2 separate regions of the Homo sapiens genome follow, and region 2 is linked to region 1. A link is an interaction called in ENCODE POLR2A ChIA-PET data of the cell type or tissue named here. Cell type or tissue: IMR-90. All regions are shown on one strand. Links, peaks and the distances in the headings refer to the core of each region. The heading gives the core; the rest is flanking DNA. Region 1 holds the start of LINC02634 (long intergenic non-protein coding RNA 2634). Region 2 overlaps CCNY (cyclin Y).

Region 1 (8,732 bases), core at 403-8,402:
GCAGATTTTCTGGGTAATACATTTATTTTATGAAAACCAATAACCTGAAATGATGCACTTGATTGGGTGGACAGCAAAACTATGTCTGCTATTATATACTATATACTAGGATGCAAGTTCTATGAAAGCCAAAACTTTGTTTTGTTCAGCCCTTCATCCCTGCCACCAAGAACAGAGTCTGATATATAATAAATGCAAAATAAATGTTTTTTGAATGAATTAATGCATGCTAACTCATTTTTCAAAATTTATGTTTAATTGTGGCAATATACACATAGCATAAAATTTAACATCTTAAAATTTAACATTTTTTTGTTGTTTTTTCGTTTGTTTATTTGTTTTTTGAGACAAGGTCTCACGGTCACCCAGACTGCAGTGCAGTGGGGCAATCTCAGCTTACCAGTCTCCACTTCCCGAGTTCAAGTGATCCTCCCACCTCAGCCCCCCAAGTAGCTGGGACTACATGCACATGCTACTATGCCCGGCTAATTTTTGTATTTTTAGTAGAGACGGGGTTTTGCTATGTTGGCCAGGCTAGTCTTGAACTCCCGAGCTCAAGCGATCCACCCACCTTGACCTCCCAAAGTGCTGGGATTACAGGTGTGAGCTACCGCGCCCAGCCAACATCTTAACCATTTTTAAGTGTACAGTTTAGTTTGTCTTGCAATACTGAATCTCTATACCCATTAAACAACAATGCTCCACTTTTCCTCCCTTCAGTCCCCAGAAACCACCTTCTACTTTCTATCTCTATGAAGATAGAGAACTCGAGGTACCTCATATCAGTGTAATTACACAGCATGTGTCCTTTTGTGACTGGCTTATTTCACATAGCATAGTATTCTCAAGGTTCATCCATGTGGCATGTCAGAATTTCCTTCCTTTTCAAGGCTGAGTAATATTCCACTGCATGGATATATCACCTTTTCTTTATCCATTCGTCCATTGATAGACACTTGGGCTGTGTCCATCTTTTGGCTATTGTGAATAATGTTATATGAAAATAGATGTTCAAATGCTGAAGATCTTCCTTTCAATTTTTTTGATGGGTGGGGGGTTTTATATCCAGGGGTGTCATTGCTGAATCATGTGGTAATTCCATTTTTAACTTTTTGAAGACCTTCCATACTGTTTTCCATAATGGCTGCACCATTTTACATTTTCTCCCACCATGCACGAGCATGTTTCTAACTCCTAAGTTTGGTGATCTGGTTTCTAGGTGTGGTGCCGAGGAGCAGCAGGACATTAGGAGGTGTTAGCAGGTAAAACAACAGGACAAAGTATCATCTGGCAATCTACTACTGAGAGACAAGAATTCCAAGAAGCAAAATTAGTACTAGATTATTACGATATTCAATCACGATGCTTTCAGTGGTGTTCTGGAGATGCCATGAAAAAAGTTATGTTGTTTTTTCACTGTACAAGGAGGCAGGCATCTATCTATTTCAGAAAGACATTCATTGATTCTCAATTATGTAAGTATTGTCATACTTAATTTTGTTGTTTAAAAAACTAAGACTTCTAACAAATATGGTGAAATTTTCAGCCGGATGCAGTGGCTCACGCCTGTAATCCCAGCAATTTGGGAGGGTGAGGCAGGTGGATCATGAGGTCAGGCGTTCAACACTAGCCTGGCCAGCATAGTGAAACCCCGTCTCTACTGAAAAAAAATACAAAATGTTAGCCAGGCGTGGTGGCGGGTGCCTGTAATCCCAGCGACTTGGGAGGCTGAGGCAGGAGAATCGCTTGAACCTGGGAGGTGGAGACTGCAGTGAGCCGAGATCGCGCCACTGCACTCCAGCCCGGCTGACAGTGCGAGGCTCTGTCTCAAAAAAAAAAAAAAAAAAAAAAGCGAAATTTCCAAAGGACTGGTGGTCATTTTCATTTATCCAGAAATGTCACTTATAGGGGATGTATCCCTTCTCTATGATGCCCCATTAGTGGGATGTTACTGCTTCCATATACAATAATGAATCATATGGATACACTCCCGTATTGTTCATTCTTGAACTGTTATAAATACATACTTGAGACTGAGTAATTTATAAAGAAAAGAGGTTTAATTGGCTTATGGTTCCACAGGTTATACAGAAAGCATGATTCTATCATCTGCTCGGCTTCTGGAGAGGCCTCAGGAAACTTACAATCATGGCGGAAGGGGAAGGGGGAGCCCACAGGTTACATGGCCGGAGGAGCAAGAGCGAGAAAGGGGAGTTGCCATGCACTTTAAAACAACCCGATCTTGCGAGAACTAGCACCAAGGGGCTGGGGGTAAAACATTCTGCCCCATGATCCAATCACTTCCACCGGTCCCCACCGCCAACACTGGGGATTACAGTTTGACATGAAATCTAGGCGGGGACACAGATCCAAACCATACCACCTCCCAAATATAAAATGTGATGCTATAAGGACAAATACTAAGCTACAATGATATTTTTAGTTCATAGTGTTTGTCATTGTGAAATGTTTATTGATTAAGAGGAAATCTGGCCAGACACAGTGGCTCACGCCTGTAATCCCAGCACTTTGGGAGGCTGAGGCGGGTGGATCATCTGAGGTCAAGAATTCGAGATCAGCCTGGCCAACATGGTGAAACCCCGTCTCTACTAAAAATACAAAAATTAGCCGGGCATGTTAGCACACGCCTGTGATCTCGGCTATTCGGGAAGCTGAGGCAGGATAATCTCTTGAACCCAGGAGGCGGAGGTTGCCGTGAGCTGAGAACGCACCACTGCACTCCAGCCTGGGTGACGGAGCGAGACGCCATCTCAAAAAAGAAAAAAAAAGAAAAAGAAAAGAAAGAAAAGAAGGAATCTATTTAGCAAAGAAAAGCCTTGGGAAGTAAGTTGATCTTTAGACATGTGTGAAATAGGATACTTGAGGGTGAGGATAAAAATCAGGGTATTCTAGGTTTCCTGAAGCTGTATCCTTTTTCCATTCAACTCATCTTTCATCAACCCAAATTTACAGGCCAAATCATTGAAGAATGACAAGTCTAACCTCTAATTACCATGGCGGGTAGAGCGGGGAGGAGATGGTGCACTGTACACAGAGCACCAGGAACCCAAGGGAAGTTAGGGGAGATCCAGGCCCTGAGGAGGGCCATGACCTAGTGATGACACACAAGGGGCATTATTACAGTGTACGCAGGATGACCCTGGAAGGGATGGGTGGGTGGGAGTCAGGAGAGATGTGAGCCTCGTACCAGGAAGATCATACTGAGGCCACCAGGTTGAGAGCCGCCTGGCTGGGGGGCTTGTCCGGGGACAGCAGGGGCAGAGGCATGGAGGTGAGCTCTGTGTGACAGGAGCCAGGCCTGAGAACGCTTGGGGAGGAGGGGGACTGAGGAGTTAGGAGTCATGTTTGTGAAAAGCTTGCTTGGGCGGTGCACTAGCAGAGACTGCAGCCAGGAGACTTGAGAGGTCAGGGAACAGGGCATGATCTAGAGAAGGTGTGGAAATTGAGAATAGGGCCAGGCACAGTGGCTCATGCATGTAATCCCAGCACTTTGGGAGGCTGAGGTGGGAGAATCACTGGAGCCCAGCAGTTCAAGAACAACATAGTGAGACCCTGTGTCTACAAAAAGTTTAAAAATTAGCCAGGCACGGTGGTGCACACCTGTAGTCCCAGCTACTTGGGGAGGCTGAGGTGGGAGGATCACTTGAGCCCAGGAGTTTGAGGCTGCAGTGAGCTAGGATTGCACCACTGCACTCCAGCCTGGGTGACAGAGTGAGACCTTGTCTCTAGATAAAGAAATAAATGAAAAAAATCACACCTGTAATCCCAGCACTTTGGGAGGCTGAGGCGGGCGGATCACAACGTCAGGAGATCGAGACCATCCTGGCTAACACGGTGAAACCCCGTCTCTACTAAAAATACAAAAAATTAGCTGGGCGTGGTGGTGGGTGCCTGTAGTCCCAGCTACTCGGGAGGCTGAGGCAAGAGAATGGCGTAAACCCAGGAGGTGGAGCTTGCAGTGAGCAGAGATCGCGCCACTGCACTCCAGCCTGGGTGACAGAGCAAGACTCCATCTCAAAAAAAAAAAAAAAAGAAAAGAAAAGAAAGAAAGAAAGAAAAGAATAAATAAATGAAAAAAAAAAGAAAAATAGAGAAAGAAATTGAGAATAAACAAGTGGTGAATAATCCGAATGGCAGAGCCATCGGAAGGGGTGCAGGAACTGTCACAAACAGCAAGGCTGTTATTTCACCATCACTTTATGTGCAACACTTGGGGTTCCTTGGAAAAGCAAGGTCCTTGCTCTTCTAGGTTCACAGCCAGGAAATCGTGCAGTGAACCTGTCCCCTCCGGTCACAACATCAAGAGCTGAACTGGGACTAGAAGTCATCGCCCCAGAGCTTTTTGCTACCAGGTGAGCCTTGACCCTGTCATTTCCCAGTGCTAAAAATTATTTCCCTTCCTAGAAAAACCTTTTGTGTCTAATAAATGCTTTGTGTTTTAACAGGCAGTAGGTTGTGGGGACTGGCAGTGGAGGAACACACCCACTGAAAATCAGACTAGGGGCCGGGCGCGGTGGCTCACGCCTGTAATCCCAGCACTTTGGGAGGCCGAGTTGGGCAGATCACCTGAGGTCAGGAGTTCAAGACCAGCCTGGCTAACACAGCGAAACCCCATCTCTACAAAAAATACAAAAAAATTAGCTGGGCATGGTCGTGCATGCCTGTAATCCCACCTACTTGGGACGCTGAGGCAGGAGAATTGCTTGAACCTGGGAGGAGGAGGTTGCAGTGAGCCAAGGTCATCATTCCATTGCACTCCAGCCTGGGCAACAAGAGTGAAACTCCCTCTCAAAAAAAAGAAAGAAAGAAAAGAAAAGAAAATCAGACTAGGGCTGGGTGCAGTGTGGCTCAAACCTGTAATCCCAGCACTTCGGGAGGCCAAGGCCAGAGGATCACTTGATCCCAGGAGGCTGACGCTGCAGTGAGCCGTGCTCATGCCACCACACTCCAGCCTGAGCAACACAGTGAGACGTTGTCTCTAAAAAAGAAAAAGAAAATCAAACTAACACTTTGGTTTCCTCAGCAATGTTTGCTTAGGAAGTGGCCTGAATTTTACACTTTTTAAAAGTCTTTTTTAGTGACACTAGGTTTGTTTTGTTTGGTTCAGTGATAGGGTCTCACTCTGTTGCCCAGGCTAGAGTGCAGTGGCATGATCTAGGCTCACTGCAACCTCCGCCTCGCAGGCTCAAGTGATTCTCCCACCTCAACCCCAACAGGTGCATGCCACCACTCCTGGCTAATTTTTTTGAAATTTAGTAGAGATGAGGGAGGCAGGTATTAACATGTTGCCCAGGCTGGTCTCGAACTCCTGAACTCAAGCAATCCACCTGTCTAGGCCTCCCAAAGTGCTGAGGTTACAGGTGTGAGGCACTGCTCCCTGCCAACACTAGGTTTTTGATGCCTTATATTGAGACTAATGTTGAGTTGTAGAGGTTTTATATTAATATTAACCACTAAGCATGGGCTGGACTAATCTGTTTTGCAAGCAATGAAGCAAGGGCTTTTTTGTGTATGTATAAAACTTCAGTGGAGATTACAGAAAATCCCTAAATGGAAAACTGTGTAGATTGTTTATGTTGTTTAAGACCTTAAAAAAATAACTAGAATGATAGAGAATGAGTCTTGGTCACATTTTATTTCTTAACTGCAAGTTGACTTATTTGGGGTATTTGAATTTTTAAACCTGAAAGCAAGAAAATTACTTCTAGTTAGTTACAAACAAAATAGCCCAAGATACTGCTATATTCTGGAATGTTCTGCAGAAAGTGTGGTTTAGGATTTATGACAATGATGAAGAGAATAGCAAGATAGAATGGCTGACCTCTTCCTGCTTCACCTTGTACAGTAGGGAGTCCTTGCAGAAAAAAATAACCTCGCAGCTTTGAAAAAGATCTGGGATCTAAAGTGAGACGGAGTGCAGTGTCTCACACCTGTAATCCCAGCACTTTGGGAGACTGAGGGAGGCAGACTGCTTGAGGTCAGGAGTTTGAGACCAGCCTGGCCAACATGGTGAAACCCTGTCTCTACTAAAAATACAAAAATTAGCCGGGTGTGGCCGGGTGCGGTGGCTCACGCCTGTAATCCCAGCACTTTGGGAGGCCGAGGCAGGTGCATCACAAGGTCAGGAGATCGAGACCTTCCTGGCTAACATGGTGAAACCCCGTCTCTACTAAAAATACAAAAAATTAGCTGGGCATGGTGGCGGGTGCCTGTAGTCCCAGCTGCTGGGGAGGCTGAGGCAGGAGAGTGGCGTGAACCCGGGAGGCAGAGCTTGCAGTGAGCTAAGATCGTGCCACTGCACTCCAGCCTCGGTGACAGAGTGAGACTCCATCTCAAAAAAAAAAAAAAAAAAAGAAGTAGTCGGATGTGGTGGTGGGCTCCTGTAATCCCAGCTACCTGGGAGGCTGAGGCAGGAGAATCACTTGAACCTGGAGGTCAGAGGTTGCAGTGAGTCAAGATCGCACCACTGCACTCCAGCCTGGGCAATAGAATGAGACTCCGTCTCAATAAATAAATAAATAATAAAGTGAAGGACAGAATGAAGCCATGAAAATCAGGAGTCATGAGGGCATTTTTCTCAAAATATGGTGGTCCATGTATCCTCAGAGTCAGAATCTTCTGAGATGTTTACTATAAATACATATCCCTGGGTCTCATTCTAGAACTGCCGGGTGAAAATCTTTGGAAGAGAAGTTTGAGAACCTGTTAAACAAGCTCTCTAGGTAATTCTGTGCACGTTCAGTCTGAGAACTGCTGCATCTGAAGAGGTAAGCCCAGACTGCTGTCAAGGTCAATTCTGCCTAATAGAGCCTCTTCCTGACATTCTGCCATTTCCATGACCATTTGGTGAGAAGTACTGCACTTAGCTTTTTCACACTTCTCAAAGTAACAGGTTTATGTGTATTCGTAAGGTTCCTTTTCAGTAAATGAAAATACATCTGGGAAGATTCAGGGCTTCGCATTCATGTTCACATCTAACACCTGATTGAGACAATTGCTGTGATCTTGGGGGGATGTTCAACTTCAGGCAATGTTTTCTCAAAATCAAGTATTGATTGATGGATGGATTTTTAAGGTGAATGTCATCTCAAGATTTTATTAAAATATGGAACTCTTCATGAATTTGCATGTCATCCTTGCCCAGGGGCCATGCTAATCTTCTCGTATCATTCCCATTCAAATTCGAATATTTAACTGGATGCTTATAAGGAAAAATAAATGTCCACCTTAGAGTTGTGACTTAAGACTATTTTTTGGCCAGGTGCAGTAGCTCACACCTGAAATCTCAGCACGTTGGGAGGTGGAGGCAGGAGGGTTGCTTTAGCTGGGGAGTTTGAGACCAGCCCAGGCAATATAGTGAAACCACATCTCGACAAAAATAAATAAAGGCTATTTTAAATATAATGTTACATACATATGAGCAAATATAATATTAAATTCCTTAGTGTTATTGGTGTCTGAATCCAATACAAAATGTACAAATGAAATACAAACAAAACTATAAAACTAATAAAAATTAAAATTGGCAGCACAGATGAGACAGATGGTGTTGTTTGCTGAAACTAAATTGCTCATGTTAGGTTTATAGTAGTAGAAAGATGTAGCTTCAGGTGCACTTTTATTTTTGATTAAAGTAACATGACTGCAGATAAGGTTTTGTTTGCTAAATTGGAATAATTAGACTTCATACTTAACCAAACTTTCCCTAGCAAGCAATCCTTCAATGTCACTTTTTTTTTTTTTTTTTGAGACGGGATCTCGCTCTGTCATGCAGGCTGGAAGACAGTGGTACAATCACAGCTCACTGCAGCCTTGATCTCATGGGCTTAAGAGATCCTCCCACCTCAACCTCTCGAGTAGCTGGGACTACAGGCATGAGCCACCACTCCTGGTTAATTTTTGTACTTTTTGTAGAGATGGAGTTTCATTATGTTGCCCGGGCTGGTCTTGAACCCCTGGGTGCAAGTGATCTGCCTGTTTCGGCGGCCCAAACTGCTAGGATTGCAGGCATCAGCCACTGTGGCCAGCCTTCAACACAACTTTTAATGACATTTTTCTGCAACTTTCAGACACCTACAGCCCTCTAGAGGAGGTGCTTTTCTATTTTCTGCAAAGAACAAGATAGTAAATATTTATAGGCTTTGTAGACTAACAGGCAAATTAAGGTATTATATAGGTACTTACAAAACAAGGAAATGTGTTTTTCACACAAGATACTGCTGGACACTGATATCAATCCTAGCATAAGATTTTAATTGTCTATATTCATTGCTTGAGGGCATTTATAGAATTTTATTATATTCTTTCTTTGATATTTGCCTTTTAACACATTACTACACTGCAGATTAATCATTTCCCCTCAAAGGTTATGTAGAGGCTCCTCAACAGCACAGTTAAATGGGTTTTGAAATATGAGAATATCCTGGCCGGGCGCGGTGGCTCAGGCCTGTAATCCCAGCACTTTGGGAGGCCGAGGTGGGCAGATGACGAGGTCAGGAGATTGGGGCCAAACTGGCTAACATGGTGAAACCCCGTCTCTACTAAAAATACAAAAAAATTAGCCAGGCGTGGTGGCTGGCGCCTGTAGTCCCAGCTACTCGGGAGGCTGAGGCAGGAGAATGGCGTGAACCTGGGAAGCGGAGCTTGCAGTGAGCTGAGATCGCGCCACTGCACTCCAGCCTGGGTGACAGAGCAAGACTCCGTCTCAAAAA
Region 2 (8,732 bases), core at 264-8,263, 280 kb after region 1:
TTGAGACAGGATCTCTGTCCCCAGGCTGGAGTGCAGTGGCATGATCTCAGCTCACTGTAACTCCGCCTCCCAGGCTCAAGAGATCCTCCCGCCTTAGCCTTCCGAGTAGCTGGGATTACAGGTACACACTACCATGGCCAGCTAATTTTTGCATTTTTTGTAGAGACATTTGTTTCACCTTGTTGCGTAGGCTGGGCTCAAGCAATCTACCCACCTTGGCCTCCCAAAGTGCTGAGATTATAGGCGTCAGCCACAGTGCCCAGCCAAAAGTATCCTCTTTTTAAAATGCACACTGGGAGCTGGGCAGGGTGGGACCAACTGAAGTAGAGCCATCAGAATCCTTCCCTGGAAATACCAGCATCTCACACTTGGTGTAGCTAAAGAGTCAAAAACATTTAGAGACATTAGCAGGTCCAGTTGAGTTCTTCAGCTAGAGGGTTGACAATATGAGAGGAAAGGGATACTCAGAAGGAAGAGTAGTGAAAAAGATAGGAAGTTGTGAAATCCACATGCCATCCCATTCTAAAATTTTGCCTACATCTTGCCCTACTCCTGTCCAAAGAAAACTCCTATTTTCTTTTTTGCTTTCTTTGCCTCCCGTTAACCCAGGTCCTCTTGCACCCTACTCCAGACATTAAAACTGATAACACAATCATTAATATTGTAGTTCAGCTTCATGGTGGGCATAAGTGAGCATTTATGGGCCAGAGTTGCTATCTGAAATCCAGTTACAAGGTTGTAACTGTGAGAAGAATGCCCTAGGTTCTAAACAGCGATTTATAAGCTGATTTTTGGAAAATAATCCACCTGTAAAGTGGGGATTGCCAGAAATAAACGTATTTGCAAATTCTAGCTGGGGATGGGTGGAGGGTTGAATGCTAATCTAACAGTGAAAGAAAAGCTATAAAAAAGTTGGGTACTCATTCAGTGCTCACTCTTTCTGTAGACATAATTTTTTATTTTGAGAACTTGATTTTCCTATTTTTCCCCTAAATGCCAACAGCTGTGGTATGAATTTAGAGTTTGTCAGCCACACTTTGTGCCTCTGCAGCCAACCCCTCCCCACCAAGTCCTCTGACAAGCATAAGATGATGATCAAAGAAAAGAGCGGAGGGTGGTGGGGAGCCCCTTTGCGCACTTGGCCATACCATCAGGGTCCTTGGCCTCCAGGGCCAGGGAACAGCTAATGCCCGTCACAGCCCTGTCTATGGCTCAGCCCCACTGTGCTGCTAGAACTCACCCCCTCTTGCCCTTCAAAGGTTTTAGGATTGTCATATACATTGCTAATTTAGCTCTGGGTAAGAAGACAAATGAAGTGCCAAAAGTCACAAATCCATTTTGTTTTCTTGTGCAAGAAAATAGCATTTACTTCCTCCCCAGCTATGTGGCAAAAGCTGCTGAGCAAACCCTATAGTCCAAATGTTTTGTTCCCTGATAGGGCTCTGGCCCTTCCTTGGTGAAACTGCACCATTTTCTGAGGTCTTGGCAGAGCTGACCAAGCCTCTGAAGTTGGGCACTCCGGGTCCCCCAGGTCCCCTGAGTTCTTTCTGTGTCCTAACCGATAATCAGAGTGCCTTGACCGCTCTTTGGCCTGGTAAACTTGGATTTGATAAGGGTGGTAAGAGCCGGTTAACTCTGTGGCTCGCCAGGGTTAATTGATCTGGTTAGCCACTCTGGGCAGAAACTAAAGGAGGCCTTAGGCACTTGTCTGGTAGGGTAGACACTGGTTCTGTCTGGAGGTGAGGCAGAAAAAATTAGCAGTGTCACAGCACTCCTCCGTCGGACAGCACCTACATGGCTCCTGGGCTGTTCTCTGAGAGACTGGATCGTTCTGGCCCTGCGAAGGGGATATGCCTTGGGGTCCTTCACCATAGAAGCCTATAAACAAGGCACAGGCTTTGTTGCACAGATTGACAGTGAGGGTGGCTATCTATGCCCCTGCTTTCCAGGGGCCGGATGGCACCCCGTTCACTGCCAGCATGCACGGTAAGCCCCTCAAGACTGCTCCACCTGGATGGAAGGACACTGTTTCCCATCTTAGGTCCCTTGGATGGGGCTTCGTGGCTGAAATAGGGGAAGTAAAAACAATGACCGGCACAGCTAAGCTGAGGAGTGCTGCAAAAACAAGGGAACCTGAAAAGAGACCAGAAAAAAAGGGAGATCCAACAAAACGGGTGTCAAGGAGCCAAATTTGACAAGACCTTCTAAAGACAGGTCCAAAAACAAAATAGACAGCCCAGTACAATTCTCCTTAGACTTTTAAAAGTCCCTAAAGCCAGAGCGCCAGTTTACCACTAGGGTTAATCCTAAACCCTGGGCACTGCCTCTAGAAAAAAACCCAAGGACAGAAGGTGGTGAGCACCGCCACCTCTACACTGACAAGAAAGCAAAGTTTTCTTCAATGTGGTGCCATTCATTGGTTCCCTCTAAACAAAGAGTTTTGACTCTGGTGGCTCCAGGGCTGAGCGTACTCCATGCCTGCTGATCCTCACAGTTTCTGGGCCCCTGACTTATAAATGTGGATCCAGAGATCCATCCACCTGCCTTTGCGAGATGAGCACGCCTCCTGTTACAAATTAGACATGCTCCTCTTACCCCACTGTGGGTCTACATATCAGTCTCAAAACACAGTTTGGGGAGAAACATTCTCCTGGGAGCTGCCTTTAGAGGAACGCAGACAAATTCCATCTCTGGGCAAGGGCAATAAGAGCCACACTCCAGGGGGAGGCCAAATGAGAGTCAGTATGTGACCCCACCCAAGATAGATTGTATAGATACACGTCTCCCAGGAAGACTCAGAAAGGTAACAGCAGCTACTCCAAAACTAAAGAGGGTGAGGATTGTGCATCCTACACAGAACCCATACAACAGCTCTGTGTGGCCGATGCAAAAATGTAACAGCACCCGAAGGATGATGGTTGATTACCAAAAACTAAGGTGACTCTGGCCACACATGCTGCGGTCCCAAATGTTAGCCCCAAAAGACTAACTGCTTGTTTAGGAATATGAAAGATTGTCCTATAACAAAACTTTCTTGAACATACCCTTAGACCCAGAGTCCCAGGACATGTTTGCCTTCACCGGTGAGGCCCCCAGTGGACCCTTCAGGTTTTCCTCCAGGGGTGCTCACAAAACCCCACTACTGCCTTGGCTTGATGGCCAGAGACCTGGCTGTTCGGGTGAATGCCTTGCAGGTCGCCTAAAACATTGTATAGATAATATGTCACTGACTTACACAGGTTTGAGTCTTTTAAAAAAGGCTACCCAAAAGGTTCTAAAACACCTACAATTCCCAGAGGATAGGTTGTCAACCAACAGAAAGTCCAGGAACCAGGGGACACCATAAAAGTCCTGAACATGGTCTAGTCGGGTGAAGCTGGTTTTTCCAACAGCCGTATTTGACAAAAGACACAGCTGCAAGCAGTTGAAATATTGCAGACCTTTGTAGAGCCACAAAGATATGAAAGGACCTTCATTTCCACTTGGCCCACTGTCTCAGGCCATCTTACTGCCTAATTAAAAGGGGGCGCAGTGGGGCAGAGATGCGTTTTTGGGGTGATTCCAGCCTCAGGTTTGACAAAAGAGACTGTGTGTAGAGTGAAGCTACAAGCCTGGGCCTGATTCAGTTGTCAGCTGATGGCCTCTTTGGGCAGTCACTTCCTTCAAGACGACTGCTAAACTAGTCCATGGAGCTGTACTGTGCCTGAACCCTCATCCTGGTGGTCTCACTTCTGGGATATAACCTTGAGTGGAAATTGGCCTACAGAGTGGCTCTACTTTTCCTGGAGGTCTTAAGCCGTGATAATATCCAATCTTGGCTTTAGCTTGGGAGATAGTGATCTTGGGGCCCTGAAGATTCTCGCCCATTCGGCAGAAGCCAGAGGACCTCTTACTAGGGGAATATCAATAATAGTAACTTTTCTTTTAAAAGTTAATATAAGATCATGCTTTTATATACTTTTTTTATTTGATCATAATTACAACTCCATGATGTGGGTTGTATTGTTCTAATTTTATAAATGAGGAAATGAAAGCTCTGAGAGGTGAATTAGCACTAATAAGGAGGAAGGAGCCAGGTTCAGAACCCAGGCTGATGTGACTTCAGTCTAGTGATATTTCTACTGCTGTATGCTCCCTCACAGGGGAAGCAGGAACATCTTCTTTCTCAAAGACATTAAACTAATCACATGAAATATTCCTTTGAAATGTAACATTAGATTAGAAGAACAGTCATCACAGCATGACTAGTAAACGAATGAAACTAATTCCTCCCTTTCCCAGAGGCTACATGGTCAAAACAGAAGGGCACACAGCCTTATACAAGCCAGAAATCCTGGCAGCTACCGTCTGAACCTGAGTTTTTCCCATTTATAAAATAGAATCAATAACATCTATTTTTTCTTGCAGGACTGTTAACATACGTGAAAACACTTTGAAAACCTTACTATTTTTTATAAATTCTGAAGCTCTTTTATACCCCAGTTACAATTTCTTCATCAGCTTCAATGCTTTTCAAGATGTTAGGAGAAAAAGGATGTATTAGCACTTATTTGCTCATGAGTACTTTCAACTAGGCTGAAGTCATTTGAATGAAGAGCTCTGGAAAGAGAGAGGTTTGGAAGAATATAAGAGAGTGAGATTAGCTACTGTCATGTTAAGTCACAGGAAAACATCTGAGTGCTTTGGAATCCAAGGTGCGTGCTCATGTCTCTAAGCCGGTGTGGCTGAGTAAGCGGAAATGTTCGGGCCGAGTCGGTACCCTGAGAGGATCAGAACACCGTCTGTTGCAGCCAGTTACCTATGTTCTTAGAGGCTTAAAAATAATTTTTTTGGCCTCCTCAATACATTTTAATGTAAAACACAAATAGTGGAAGTATCTAGACAGTTTTTGAAAGAGGAAATTTTAAAAAATTGTCCAGAACATGAATAACCCTGCCAACCTGATAGGAGTTTAAAGAAACTCAGATAGAAAAAGGAAAACTTTTTTGTTTGCTTGTTTTTTTACCTGTCCAGTTGGAGACCACTTGGTCAAAACATTCGGGTCAGTGTCAGTGAGTGTGAGTTGAAACAGATGCTGGTGGGAAGTCCACTGGTGTAGACTTTCCGCAAAGATGTTTGGCAATATGTGTTGAGAGCCTCACCATTGTTAATGACTTGAGGTCAAGTGATTCCAATTATAGGATGTATCCTTGTGGAAATAATATAGTTGTAGATGGCACAAATATTGGGATGTTCATTATGGTATTAATTATAATTGCAAAGTATTAGAAACAACCTAAATGTTCATTAGTAGGGGAATAGTTAAGTAAATTATTCGACAATCATATGAAGGAATATAATCAGCCATTTAAAATCATGTTTTTAATGATAAAAAAAAGTTAACATGAAAAAAGTTAAAAGTAGGATGGAAACCTGACTCCTTACACACATAATTTATAGAAAGCTATATATCTTAAGCTAATAGTTTTATTTGGGCGGAATATTTTTCTTACATTTTCTAAATATGTTCTCCAAAATTTCTACAATGAATATGTTTTCTAGTCAGAAAAAAATTGTTTTAGAAAAGAAAAAGTTCAGGGAAGGGAATGTAATTGTTCATTAAATTCAGACCTTTTAAAATGTAAAATAAAATGTTAAGGTAGTGCTACAAATAAAAGTTACAGTACCATTTCAGCAAGTGAATGAATAACTTGAGCGGATTGCCAAGAGGTTATTAAGGGAAAAATAGCAGACTTCTTGGGTGATATTCACATTTTTCTGGTATTTATAAATAAACCATGAATTTTTTAAACTAGTAGGTTATGAGTTGGAGATTTCTAAAGGTGTTTTCTTTATACCACCTATTTTTTACATAGCGCTTTTTTTTTTCCCACAAGTGAGGAAAGCTGAAAATTTCTGAATAGAAAGAGCAGTTTGTTTCTAAATATCACTTGAAGTTCTTTTGTTTCTAGAAGAGATGTAATAATTCCTGGGAATTAGTGCCACATTGATTTACTCAGAAGAGGACATTTTCCTAATGAGCATTGTGAATGAGATGGGACTGTTCAGAAAGATTGTTAGACTTTTACTTCTGTTTAAATATTTATGTTCAGACTGTGGCCAGGTAATGTGTAAGGTCTTGAATATGCTCATGGACACTGAACCTCTGCATTCTATTTTTACAGTGTCGCTCTTGCAATATATTATCACATCAAAAACAGGTATGTGGATGGTTGTGTGCTAAAAACATCATACGTTATCTTCTGTTATGTTGTTCCTATTTTTTCATATTCTAGTTGCTTAAACCTTTGAATTATACTTTCTTAACTCATATTTTCATAGAATTTCTAAAGGTAATATAATTTACTAAAACTTCCCAGGTAAGTGCTGAACTGCTTTAGAATCAGTGGAAACCAAATGAGCGTGGTTGAAACCAGCAAAACAGACAAAGCTTCTCAACGATGTTTGGCTTCCTTTTTCTTCTTTATTTTCTGAAAAATTTGTTGAAACATTCTGTCTTTTGTAAAATGTCACTTTAAAAGTTCACTGGGTGCAACTTTAACAGGAAAAAATGTTTAATTTATAGTTTGAATTCAGTAGAGGCAATTTTGGTGTAAATTTAGGCATGAACTATTTTAATATAGAAGCCCTCTCTGATGTAAGTGTATCTGGCAATAGTTGGTTAATTTTAAAAGTCAGTTAAAACAGGGAGTGAAAAAAAACTCTACCTTATACATTTTATTTCAACATAAAACATGTAAGAATACATTCATTTGCCAGTTTTTAAAAATGCAACTTCAAGACATTTGCTTCAAGCACAGGACATTGATTGGAGAACCAAAATGTATTTCTTTCATAAGCCACAGCTATCATTAATGCATCCTTTCCAAGTTTTTTTTTTTTTTTTGTCAGTAGTGAGAAAGCTTGAAGACATTTACATAACAGATGAGTATAAAATTTTTCCAGTTTTGACCACACCTAATCTACAGCAAATTTATTTTTAGTGATTTCCTTTTATCGGATCTTTCCAAAGCGTCCTCCTTCGTTTTCATGAGGACATAGCCACTCTCATGGTAATCATATTTCATGCATAATGTGACATTCATGTATGTTACACGAGTCTGCTAAGCACAGCTGGTGTGAACTAGTTTGGGAACAAGCAGAGCCACCACATGCTAAGTGCAGAGCTCAGCCCGTGGGAGCCCCACACGTTGTCGGTTTACAAAGCGTGGTTAGTCAGTGCAGGGGAGGTTGGATGACAGCTTCTAATGAACAGTATTGGAGAAAACACGAATATCCAGAAGCAGACACCTAGAAAGGGATTCTCTATGATCACCTATTTCCATACTGTAATTGTGATTCATGGTTCTTTATGGTGCTTGAGAATTTTGGATTTAAGAACTTACAAAACAGTGCAACTTTGGAACTCTAAATCTTGAATTAGAGTAATGTATCAGTGAAAGTGTAGATTTTATCTTGTTGCCTATTTCTATACTAGTTCAAACCTTTTAAACTTGTAAGGCTTAAGAAACAGTGTAATCCCATTGATGAAGCTCAGTTGTGCTTTCAAGACAATTTTGCATTAGAATCTCTAAGATATTTCTCAGTACTTACTTAGACTATGATGGATCCTGAAGTGAATGTAGCCAGAGCTGATAATAATGAGTTGGCTTTGTGAAGCACCTACTCTGACTGCTCTGGTCAGTTCTTTACATGCTTTAATAACAACTCCTTAAGGTGATACTGGTATCTTCATTTTACAGATAAAGAAATTGAGGCACAGAGAGATTAATTTGACTAAGATGATACAACTAGTAAATTGGGGAATTGGGAAATGAATTCAATCTACCACTCAGACCATTAATCTATTGCTCTCCTAGATTAATGATGATAAATTGCACCAAAAGTAAGTGAGTGGAAGTAGAGAAAGTCCAGCTGAAAAATTGAGCATTTGTAAACAAGCAAGATTAATGTACAGATTGCCACCTGCATGTCTCTAGGTATGAGGAGGGATGCCCGTCTGCATGCCTTCTCTTCGCTCTCATACTAGGCTGGCCTTTGGTGCTGGTGATAGACCTGTTAGCTTGATAAAGGTGGTGTGGTGCTGTTCAGTTGGGACACACAGCTTTTAGAGGAAGTAAGGAAACAGTCTACTTCTCAGAGGATTCTCCAGAATCCCCTTTCCTGAGTCGTCTTAGCTCGAGCTCTTAATTCTCATTTATATTTTTAGACTCTGTTCTCATTTTAAAAATTACTTCAGGCGAATGTTTCTCTAGGGTGCTGGATGCTTTCAGGGGCTCTCATTCTCCAGGAAAATTGAATGGGGCTCAACTGCTGAGGAATGGGGTCCTGGGCCAGGTTCTGTCTCTCCTGTAGCATCTTGAATGCCTCATAGAGATTCAAGATTTGGTTTATTTGAAAACTCAGTAAATAAGGTGAGGGAATCCGCTGATTCTTTGTAGCCCAGGTTGGTATCAGAGTGTAACCACGTGCACCCAGAAGCTGCTTTTTGCTCACAGACTACCTGCTGGGTTGAACCTTTCTTTCGCTTGGGTTGATCTGTGTCTGTGCTGCCTGTGTTCATGCAGGCAAATGTAAATGAGCACAGGTGTGAATGCCCAGAGCTTTAAAAATAATTGCTGTGGCTGAGCGCAGTGGCTTACGCCTGTAATCCTAGCACTTTGGGAGGCCGAGGCAGGCGGATCACGAGGTCTGGAGATTGAGACCATCCTGGCCAACATGCTGAAACTCCG

Evidence for each region. Peaks named below come from ENCODE experiments on the same cell type or tissue, not always from the same donor. Only the 100,000 strongest peaks of a DNase experiment are listed, where the experiment ranks them.
Region 2: POLR2A ChIA-PET joins it to region 1 with 7 read pairs; 2 of 35 experiments call an interaction of 5 or more read pairs at or near these places.

The regions. Positions count from the first base shown.
Region 1 is chr10:35,243,839-35,252,570 of GRCh38, forward strand. LINC02634 (long intergenic non-protein coding RNA 2634) reads right to left here and starts at 841. Exons shown (of 3, transcript XR_930819.3): 1 at 777-841. It also overlaps a transcript of CCNY not described here and the pseudogene RNU6-1167P. RefSeq lists a silencer at 3,790-3,968. In IMR-90, for the core only: no CTCF peak of the experiment used is centred there; no DNase peak of the experiment used is centred there; H3K27ac peaks cover 181 bases.
Region 2 is chr10:35,519,800-35,528,531 of GRCh38, forward strand. It overlaps CCNY (cyclin Y), which reads left to right. Exons shown (of 10, transcript NM_145012.6): 5 at 6,165-6,200. Among named protein-coding and RNA genes, the nearest start is that of GJD4, 81 kb to the right of the region's middle. In IMR-90, for the core only: no CTCF peak of the experiment used is centred there; no DNase peak of the experiment used is centred there.